Linked DNA regions of Homo sapiens: region 2 is linked to region 1. A link is an interaction called in ENCODE POLR2A ChIA-PET data of the cell type or tissue named here. Cell type or tissue: MCF 10A. All regions are shown on one strand. Region 1 overlaps IL6R (interleukin 6 receptor). Region 2 overlaps S100A16 (S100 calcium binding protein A16).

Region 1 (5,000 bases):
AAAGCCAATGTTCCCCACCAGTCAGACGCTCCCACTCCCACCCAGCAGCAGTCTTTGCCAGCATCTGGATGGCAGACATTGGTGGGCCTTCCCCAAAATTCTTGCGCCAAGGAAATGGTGGGAGTTTGAAGGCTCAGACAGGGACTGTCTGGAATGCACAAAGCCTCATTTCTTACGGGAACTATCTCCGGGACCTCTGAGGCACAACTCACCATCCACCAGCAAGTGCACAGTCCCAGCTGGGCGGCCGGCCCGGTAGCATGAATAGTTTCCAGAGTCGTGGAGCTGCACCGACCTCAGCAGCAGCCTCCTTCCCATGCCAGCCCATCTGCTGGGGTGGGAGCCTGCAGCCGGCTTCCTGAGCACCCAGTGAACAGTGGCATTGTCTTCCGGCTCTACCCCCGGGCAGGTCAGAGTCACGCTGTCTCCTGGCAGACTGGTCAGCACGCCTCTCGCCACCTCTGGAGGAGGGAGAAGACACTTGGTGAGCCCACAGCCACTGAAGAAGGGGGCTTCGTTCTGGTCTGAGGAAGCCACGAGAGGCCTCAGTGATAATGATGAAGTGGCCCAGGCTACCGTCACCTCTGCCTGGATTAGGGCAGCATTCTCCTGGTGACCTCCCCAACCTGGTCTTCACCATCCAGCTGCCTGGGAGAGCCTTCTGAAGCCATGATCCAGCCACCCCACTCCCTGGATTAGAAAACCCTTCAAGGGCCTGCCACCATCCACAAGATGAAGTCCAAGCTCCTCAGCGTGGCCTGCAGGGCCCTTCTGTCCTTGGAGGCCTCATCTCTCCCCACTCCTTAGAAGGTGTGGAGCCCTCCCCTCAACTCCCCTCGCTCTCCTCCTCACACTCGTTCTTCCTACATCATCCCCACGACAACTCCTCCTATTCCAGGTCTCGGCCTAAACATCGTTTCCGGTCCCCCAGCTCCACTAGGCCCTCATTCTGCAATACGTCACCCACACGCTGCCATGTAATTACGAATTCCGTGTCTCTCTTCCCCTCAAGACTCCAAGCACCACAGAAGTAGGCACCCTGCTTTGTTCTCCATTATATTCCAAGTGCCCGGGACGTTGCCTGGCCCATGGCAGGAGTCTGCTGAGTACTGGATGAATGTGTGAACGAATGGATGCCATTAGGAATGAATGCCAGGCACCCAAGTGCACACGTACACAGGAGGTTTCCAAATCGCAGGGTATTCATGGCAGAATGCCCGTTATATAGTTGGTAACTGAGGCACAGAGGAATCAAGAGACTGGCCCAGATGCCCAGCTGGGGTAGGAACCAGGGCTTCTGGTTCCCTGTTCCATGCTCCCTCCAGTACCCTACATCTACTACAGCAATGCTGTGTTTACTCTAGGGACCAAACTGGAAGGTTAAAAAAAAAATGCATTCTCTACCCCTTGAAAAAAATTGGGTGTATTCTACTACTCAAGAAAAATAAGATTAAAGATTAAAGGAACAAGTACACTTTTTTTGAGTAGCAGTTATAGAGTCATAGAATCTAAGATAAAAATTAGCCCAACCACCTTGGACTCATTTATTAACCAATCAAATTAGTCCAACCAGCTAAGGAAACAGAGGCCAGGGAACACAGCCAGTTTTCATGTAAGCACACTTGGTCCTTTGAACCAAATGCATAACCATTTATTAGCAAGCAGTAGCAATAAATCTGGCCAAAGATTTCAGAGAGGACCAGCAGCTGCTGAGTGCCTGACCTCACCTCCTCGCCCATGCTCCTGGGACTCAGAAGCAGCACAAGGCTCTCTGCCTGGCCTGCAAATCCCTTCTTGTTTATGAGGCGTTTTTATCTCATACTTGGCAGGCTGTCCTTCCTTTCACCCCATCCAAGGTGGCTGTCAGAGGAGGGAGTAAGGATCAGTGACTCCCAGGCAGATAACACCCCTAAAGCTGGTGAGGTTGGAGTCCACACTGGCTACTGGCCACAGTCCAGGGACAGAGACATAGACATCAAAGGGGCGGAGACAGCTCTGCCTGGCATTGAGCCCTGTCTAGCTATACAGATACCCTTCACACTTCCCTCTCACTTTAACACCTAGAGCCAGAGTCCTCCTCCCTGGCACCCTCTACCTCAAGGCTGGCAGAAAAGGGACAGATATAAGGCCATCATGGCAGCCGGTCATCTAAGGTTTTCTCTGGTCACCAACAGACCTTGGGTAAGAAAGCTGGTTGAATTGTCACCGTGCAGCCAGGCGAGTTTGGGCAGGTTCCTGAGACACCTATGGCCTTACTTTCTCCCACGGTGGGCAAGTCCTGTGTTTGATAAACATTTGAGGAGGCTGCAGCAGCCAGGCACTGGCAAGGAAGACACAGTCAGGCATCCCAGAGACCTGCCCTTGAGAAACGGGAGACACATTCACTGCTGCAAGGCCAGGACACAGCACACAGTACTGTCCTGGTCCTCAGCAAAATCTGAGTCCCAGCTGGGCCTCACACCTGTAATCCCAGCACTTTGGGAGGCCGAGGCGAGACGGATCACAAGTCAAGAGATCGAGACCATCCTGGCCAACATGGTGAAACCCTGTCTCTACTAAAAATACAAAAAATTTGCTGGGCGTGGTGGCAGGCTCCTGTAATCCCAGCTACTTGGGAGGCTGAGGCAGGAGAATTGCTTGAACCAGGGAGGCGGAGCTTGCAGTGAGCCGAGATCACGCCACTGCACTCCAGCCTGGGCAAAAAGAGCGAAGCTCCGTCTCAAAAAAAAAAAAAAAATTCTGAGTCCCTAGAAGGTGAAGTCCACTGAGGGCAATAAGGGGTGGACTGCTACTGCCCAGAGGGCTTGAAAGGGTTATAAAAAGCCACAACTACAGTATAGCTTTCACACAGAATCTTCAACAATATATTTTTAGCATTGCGAACATTGTTTTTAATGTATTACATAATACTGAATACATGCAAATTCATATATATAATGTATGTAAAAGCTACATACATAAAAGTTAATTTATGAAGCATAAAATACCCAGGAAAGCCCACCAACCTAACTTTCACTACCCATACATCCCTACATTTTTCTTAACTTTGCTTCATTTTTGAGCTTCATATAAATGGTTTGAATATAGTCTTCTGCTGTGATATGCTTTTCTCTTTTCTTTCTTTTTTTTTTTTTTTGAGACAGAATCTCGCTCTATCACCCAGGCTGGAGTGCAATGGCGCGATCTCGGCTCACTGCATCCTCAACCTCCTGGGTTCAAGCAATTCTCCTGTCTCAGCCTCCCGAGTAGTTGGGACTACAGGCACACACCACCATGCCCGGCTAATTTTTTCCTTTTTTTGTATTTTTAGTAGAGATGGGGTTTCACCATATTAGTCAGGCTGGTCTTGAACTCCTGACCTCAGGTGATCCACCCGCCTCGGCCTCCCAAAGTGCTGGGATTACAGGCGTGAGCCACCACGCCCAGCTGGTGCTTTTCTCGAACTTCCTTTGTGTGTATATATGTGTGTGTGTGTGTGTGTGTGTGTGTGTGTGTCTGATACAGGGTCTCAGTCTGGTGCTTTTCTCGAACTTCCTTTGTGTGTATATGTGTGTGTGTGTGTGTGTGTGTGTGTGTGTGTCTGATACAGGGTCTCAGTCTGCTGCCCAGGCTGGAGTGCAGTGGCACAATCATAGCTTTTTGCAACCTCAAACTCCTGGGCTCAAGCGATCCTCCCACCTTAGCCTCCTGAGTAACTGGGAGGTGCACACCACCATGCCCGGCTAATTTTTTAATTTTTACTAGAGACAAGTTCTCAATATATTGCCCAGGCTGGTCTTCAACTCCCGGCCTCAAGCCATCCTCCTGCCTTAGCCTCCCAAAGTGCTGAGATTACAGGCATGAGGCTCTGTGCCCGGCTGCTTTTTTTTTTTTTCTTTTTCTTGGGACAGGGTCTCACTCTGTCACTCAGGCTGAAGTACAGTGGCACAATCATGGTTCACTGCAACTTCTAATTCCTGGGCTCAACTGATCCTCCCACCGCAGCTTCCCAAGTAGCTGAGACTACAGGTACATGCTACCATGACTGGCTGTATATTTTTTTTTTTGAGAGATGAGGTTTCACTATATTGCCCAGGCTGGTCTCAAACTCTTGGCCTCAAGCAATCCTCCTACCTGGGCCTCCAAAATGTTGGGATTAGAGGGATGACAACCTGGCCCGGCCTCATTTATATGTTTCTCTGATTCACTGACACGTAGTTCGTTCAGTCTCACTGCTATGTAATATTTCGTTGTGTGACCCTATCATTCTCTCACTGAGGGAGGTTTGCGGTCATTCCCATTGTTTTGCCATATCAAAGAGGGTGGCTATCAACTTTCTCATGACTCAGTGCACTTGCCCAAGAACTTCCCTAAGAATGAAACTGCTGGTGTTGGCGTGTGTGACCTGTGTCCTTTTCCTTCACTAAGGGAGGAGACCACCCCTCATATTGTCTTATGCCCAATTTCTGCCTCCAAAGAAAGAAGTAGTAAAAACTAAAAGGCAGAAATGAAATCCACAAGCAGACAGCCCGGCGCCACACCCTGGGCCTGATAGTTAAAGATCAACCCCTGACCTAATCGGTTATGTTATCTATAGATTATAGACATTGCATAGAAAAGCACTGTGAAAATCCCTGTCCTGTTCTATTCCATTCTAATTACCGGTGCATGCAGCCCCCAGTCACGTACCCCCTGCTTGCTCAATCAATCACAACCCTCTCATGCGGACCCCTTTGGAGTTGTGAGCCCTTAAAAGGGACAGGAATTGCTCACTCGGGGAGCTCGGTTGTTGGAGGCATGAGTCTTGCTGAAGCTCCCAGCCGAATGAAGCCCTTCCTTCTTTAACTCGGTGTCTGAGGGGTTTTGTCTGTGGCTTGTCCTGCTACATCACAACTGAACACACGGTCCAGTGCGTTGAACTCCAATGAGCACCTGATGGAGGCAGCAGTTTACCACATCCAGCCCACATCTTGAAGTCCATCAGTGCCTGAATGCGGTTACGTATGGAAGATGCAACGACA
Region 2 (5,000 bases), 820 kb after region 1:
AGTGGGCTAGGCTCTGGAGAGAACAGTGACCAGGAGGGACAGGAGTCTAGGGACACATCCCAACACTTGGAAAAAACTTAAGACTCCAGAGGTGTCTGTGGGGTGAGAAGAGAAGGTGGACTTAGGACGGTGTGGTGGATGTTTGGAGCTCCAGACGGAAGGAGCCTGGGGATGCTAGGGGTGGTTAGGAGGCATTTGGAGGGCGTGGAGCCCAGAACCTGGGGGTGGGAGGGTGGGGCTGGAGTGGCTGGGATCCAGGGGCATGGAGTCAGGGCAATTTGGGCTTTTGGAGAAGTCAGCAAGCTGGGCTGAGGTGGGTGGGGTGGGGGTGGGAGACTGCTTGTTGCTCAATGATGAATCAGCCAAGGGGAAGACAATGAGAACATTGGGGTAGGGCTGGAGGCCTGAGGTGAGAGGGCCCATTGGAGGACACGTGGTCCTCCCATTCCCACATTTCTGGAAGGCTCCTGTGTACACTGTCCACTCAGGCCAGGATCTACCTGTGGCAGGGCCAATGCAGGAACGACCTCCTGCTTGACCTTTCTAGGAAGCGGCTGATGGGATAGAACATCTGCCCGACCCCTGAACCAGGAGACCCGGGGCCTGGCTGGTGGGGGAATGGGGCAGGCGGGAGGAGCAGGTGGCTTGTGGGGTGGGTGGGGTGGCAGATCCTGTCTCCTGGCCTCCAGGGGAGGGAGGCAGAGGAGGATAACGATCCCTGCCTGCCTGCTACCCTATCCTTCCTTCAGAAAAAGCTCCAGAAAAGCACTTGTCAGATGGTTATCTCCAGCACTGTCCATTTTACCGAAGGTGGGGAGCGGGTGGATTCCTGGGAGGAGGGGCTGGGAGCTGAAGCCCTGAGGCACTGGAGCTCCCGCTCTGGGTCTCCCAGTACTCCTGGGAGCAGGTGGCAGAGTCATCTCTGGGGCTCATCTGTGTCTTGGCCACTTGGCTGCTGCCAGAGGCCAAGCAGGGGTTGAGTCATGGTATTGAGGAAGGCCAGGAGGAGACAGCTCAGAGAAATGACTCCAAGGAGGCAGGTGGTGGGAGAGGTGGGCTAGCTTGTGGGGAGAGTGGCAGAGGGAGGTGCACCACCCATTTCCTTCCCTCTTCCTCTCCCTGACCGTTTCCCACAAGATCCCTCATTTAGGGAACAAGGATTGGGATGGTTAAGTGTGGGGAGTTTCTCTGAATTATCTTCCCACTTCCAAGTCTTGGTTGGGAGTGGACTTGGCACAGTCCTTCCAGAAATGGGCACGGTTTTCAGAATCACCTGGAACACTGGTCATGAACCTGAGCCACCTCCAACCCAAGGGCAGCACAGCAGACAGACCACAGGTTGAACAATGGTCTTCCTCTTCAACTGTAAATGTTAAAGTGTTTGTATGAAAGTCTTGCAGCGGTATAGACAGGGAACCACGCAGTTACACACTTAAATAAAAGAATATGGAAAAGCGTGTGGCTTCCTGCCATCCTGGTACTCTGCTCCATCCTCCCAGCCAAGGACCAGAGGGTTTGGGCAGGCGGAGGAGGGAAGACAAGGGCAGGATTTCCCTTCAGAGAAGCCGCAGCCTGACTCTTCCTCTCAACTCTCCTTCCTTCTTGCTTCCTGGCCTGTTCCCTCCTGGTCCCACCCTTCCTTCAGAAGAGGCTTCATGAAAGAAAAAGCTTAAAAGGTGGTCAAGGACGTGCAATACCCGTTATCAGGGCTGGAAGGAGGTGGAATATTTATAGAACGTGTACCTTGAGCAAGGCACTGGACCAGGCAATGTGGGCTGGAGAGATGCAGAGATTAAAAGCAGGGGGTGGTGTATATCCAGGATTGAAAAAACTGTCCTAAAGTCTGAGTCCCGCCGCTTGGTTCAGAAAATACATTGGCCATGTGTAAGAAAAACTATGCTTGTCTCAAGGAACAAGACAGGACCCAGAAAGACACCGTGGCCTCACCAGTTAGTGGGCCCCAGCCAGTGCTAGCTGAGTGGTGATGACAGACACGTCTGTGGGAGTCAGGGAGGATGGCACCCAGTGCAGGGGTCAAGGCAGGCTTCCTTCGGAGGCGTGGCTTGGGCGGGGCGAGAGTGATTGGCAGGCTGGCTGGAGAGGGCAGGGCAGCCGGCATGGGAGTAGGAATGGCCACAAGTGGCCAACGGAAAGCAGGTGGCAGGACAGGAGGCTGTGGTGGGGCCTGACCGAGCAGCCTTTCCTTCCAAATCTGACTGTGGCTTGCTCAGGCCCCTATGGTGGCTGTGACCCTGTTTTGTCCATCTCCTTTCACCAGGACCCGCCGGGTGAGGGTGACTGGAGCACATTCCTGGGCTTGGGGGTGGGAAGGGAGTCTGATTTGCCTGGGGTTGATGTGGGGGGGTTTTGGGCATGGGCCGTGACTCACAGAGTAGATCCAGATCCGCCTGCTCCCCTCATATCCTGTTATTCAGAAGGCTGTATCCGCTTAGAAAGTGTCTTTTGTCCTGGGGTGAGAGGGTGACGCATGTGCCCTCTGGCAGTCTGCTGCTGTGTCCAGAGTCCGACTCCAGCTGGGCTGTAACTGGGCTTGGCCCCCGCCTTAGGTAACGATGTGTGGGTGGGGGTGTTCTTGGGTCCTGCTGTGTATTTAGGGATGGGAATAAGGGAGGAGAGGCTAGCAGGGTGTGGCGGGGTGTGTTGGGAGAGCTGCACAAAATCTGATCCAATTGATCTGGACCTTGTCCTTTCCCATAAGGGGCAGCCAGGTTCTGAGACCCGGGACTCACTGTCCTGGAGCCCGGCAAGGGATTGGGGAAGGCCTACATCTTCCTTTCTGCTTTGTTGCCTGGGGCTGGGGTCTCAGCCAGTCCTGGGAGTGGGAGGCAGTAGCCTCTGCCCCTAACCTCCATGGCTCATCCCAGCTGTCCCAGCCATGCTTGGCCCCGGGAGAGGTGGGCCAGCTGTGGAGCAGGGTGGGAGAACAGGTGGACTCTTCTCTTCCCATGAGAGCCTCTTGCCCCGTAGGGCTCTGACACTAGGGATCTTGCTCCCTAGGGCTGGAACCTGGTGCCTGGGGCTGGGGCAGGGCCTGGAGAACCTGTTGAGGCGGTTGAGCTGGGGAGCACCTGGATTAGAGGAGCCGCATAGTTCTCATTCCAGGGCTCACTCTCCCCCACCCACTCTGTTCCCCTTTTCCTGCCACCTTCTTCTCCAGGGACCAGAAACAAGGCAGGAGGAGGGACCCAGGGCCTAGGGTGGGTGTGGAGGAGGAGGAGGTATGGCCTGTGGGTGTCTCTTCTCATCTCCCCTCCTCCTGGTGTCCAGGCCCCGCCAGCAGGCGAAGCAGGGAGATGTCAGACTGCTACACGGAGCTGGAGAAGGCAGTCATTGTCCTGGTGGAAAACTTCTACAAATATGTGTCTAAGTACAGCCTGGTCAAGAACAAGATCAGCAAGAGCAGCTTCCGCGAGATGCTCCAGAAAGAGCTGAACCACATGCTGTCGGTAAGGCCTCTCACCCAAGGGCCTTGCCTCCCTCTCCCCTTCCCTCCCCTGCAAGCCTCTGGCCTCTGAGGGTGTCTTTCCCTGCTGAGGCCTCTATCCTTCCAGTGTCCCCGCTAACTCCAGGGTCTTCTACACCCCCAGGCCTCTGTCTTCTCAGGATGCTTAGGCCTAGCCAGTGAGGGCTATATTTGCATTTCCCAAGGGAAGCAGCTGTGCAGGCCAGATCCTGGGTCTCTGCCTAGGGTCCTGCCTGGAGTCTCTCTGGGGCTTCCACCATCAGCATTGCTGACCCTGCTTCCTCCCCAGGACACAGGGAACCGGAAGGCTGCGGATAAGCTCATCCAGAACCTGGATGCCAATCATGATGGGCGCATCAGCTTCGATGAGTACTGGACCTTGATAGGCGGCATCACCGGCCCCATCGCCAAACTCATCCATGAGCAGGAGCAGCAGAGCAGCAGCTAGAGACCCCTTTGGCCACACCTTCCAGGCACTGGCCTGATGCCCCGCCCTGGTGCTCTCCCCAGGCTCCCTCCTCAGCCTCCTGCCCACCCAGGGCCCTTTACTCTCTTCTCCCTCCAGACCTTCCTCTGACCCTTGCTGAACTGGGGTCCCTTTGTGAGTGTCTCAGTCTAGAGGTACCTCCCTCCCTGGGGGGTCTCAGCTCCTGGAGTCGCAGGCCCTTGGGGCCCCTCTGTGAGATCTCAATGCTGTCTGGGGACCCTAAGAGTTTTCTCACCTGTTCAGTCTCATCTAACCTTCCAATGTCTGATGTTCCTGCCAAATTCCTGCCTGATTCTGGGTCCGTCCTGACCTCCAAAGGTCAGCTTGGTGCTTGAGGTCTCCCTGCTCTTGGTGGCAGTGGTAGCAGCAACAGCAGCAGCAGCAGCAGCAGCAGCAGCAGAGACCTCTCCACTTTCCCTTAGCCCCTCTGCTGGGTAGAGAGGCACTTTCAGGGACTTCCCTCCAGCTGCCTCTTCATCTGGGAATGAGCTAAGCAAGGCTGAGCCTCCTCCTGTTGCTTGAAATAATGATGATATAAAGGCTGGATTTGGAGTTTGTATCCCCTGGTCCCTCTGGGATGCTCATTAAAACCTTCCCACTCCTTGGAAACGTTTTATGCTTTGGTGGTCTTAGCCCTTGGGCCCTGTGATAAGAGAGAATCTCACAGAAGAACCTCAAAGGCAGAGCAAGAAAGGAGCCAGAACTCCTAAATTCCAACAGGCACTGTCAGCTGTGGGCCAGCAGCTCCCTCCATCCTCCTCCATAAAGGGCCAAAGGCCTTAGGTCACCATCTCTGGGCCCTTTTAGCCCAGACTCAGACTCAAATTCAACTTCCAGGCACACTGTAAGTCCCGTTTAGTCCTCACTGCAATTCCACGAGAGAGGGACCATGACCCTTAGTCTTTTTTTTTTTTTTTTTTTGGAGCGGAGAGTTTAATAGGCAAGAAGGGGCAAGACGGAAGGGAGAAGGAAGAAGCTCCCCTGTACAGAGACAGAGGGACGGAGGCCCCAAAGCTGAGAGAGGGAACC

The links. ChIA-PET counts read pairs that join two places held together with the same protein. Peaks named below come from ENCODE experiments on the same cell type or tissue, not always from the same donor. Only the 100,000 strongest peaks of a DNase experiment are listed, where the experiment ranks them.
Region 2: POLR2A ChIA-PET joins it to region 1 with 5 read pairs; 1 of 35 experiments calls an interaction of 5 or more read pairs at or near these places.

Annotation. Positions count from the first base shown.
Region 1 is chr1:154,424,657-154,429,656 of GRCh38, reverse strand. IL6R (interleukin 6 receptor) reads right to left here. Exons shown (of 10, transcript NM_000565.4): 2 at 213-461. Among named protein-coding and RNA genes, the nearest start is that of IL6R-AS1, 21 kb to the right of the region's middle. RefSeq lists enhancers at 1,962-2,462, 2,463-2,963. In MCF 10A, no CTCF peak of the experiment used is centred here; a DNase peak (open chromatin) is centred at 1,956.
Region 2 is chr1:153,606,466-153,611,465 of GRCh38, reverse strand. S100A16 (S100 calcium binding protein A16) reads left to right here. Exons shown (of 3, transcript NM_080388.3): 2 at 3,289-3,467; 3 at 3,774-4,580. The coding sequence starts at 3,315. The coding sequence ends at 3,932. Among named protein-coding and RNA genes, the nearest start is that of S100A16, 4.2 kb to the left of the region's middle. RefSeq lists enhancers at 1,550-2,263, 1,939-3,138. In MCF 10A, no CTCF peak of the experiment used is centred here; DNase peaks (open chromatin) are centred at 335, 935, 2,075 and 2,445.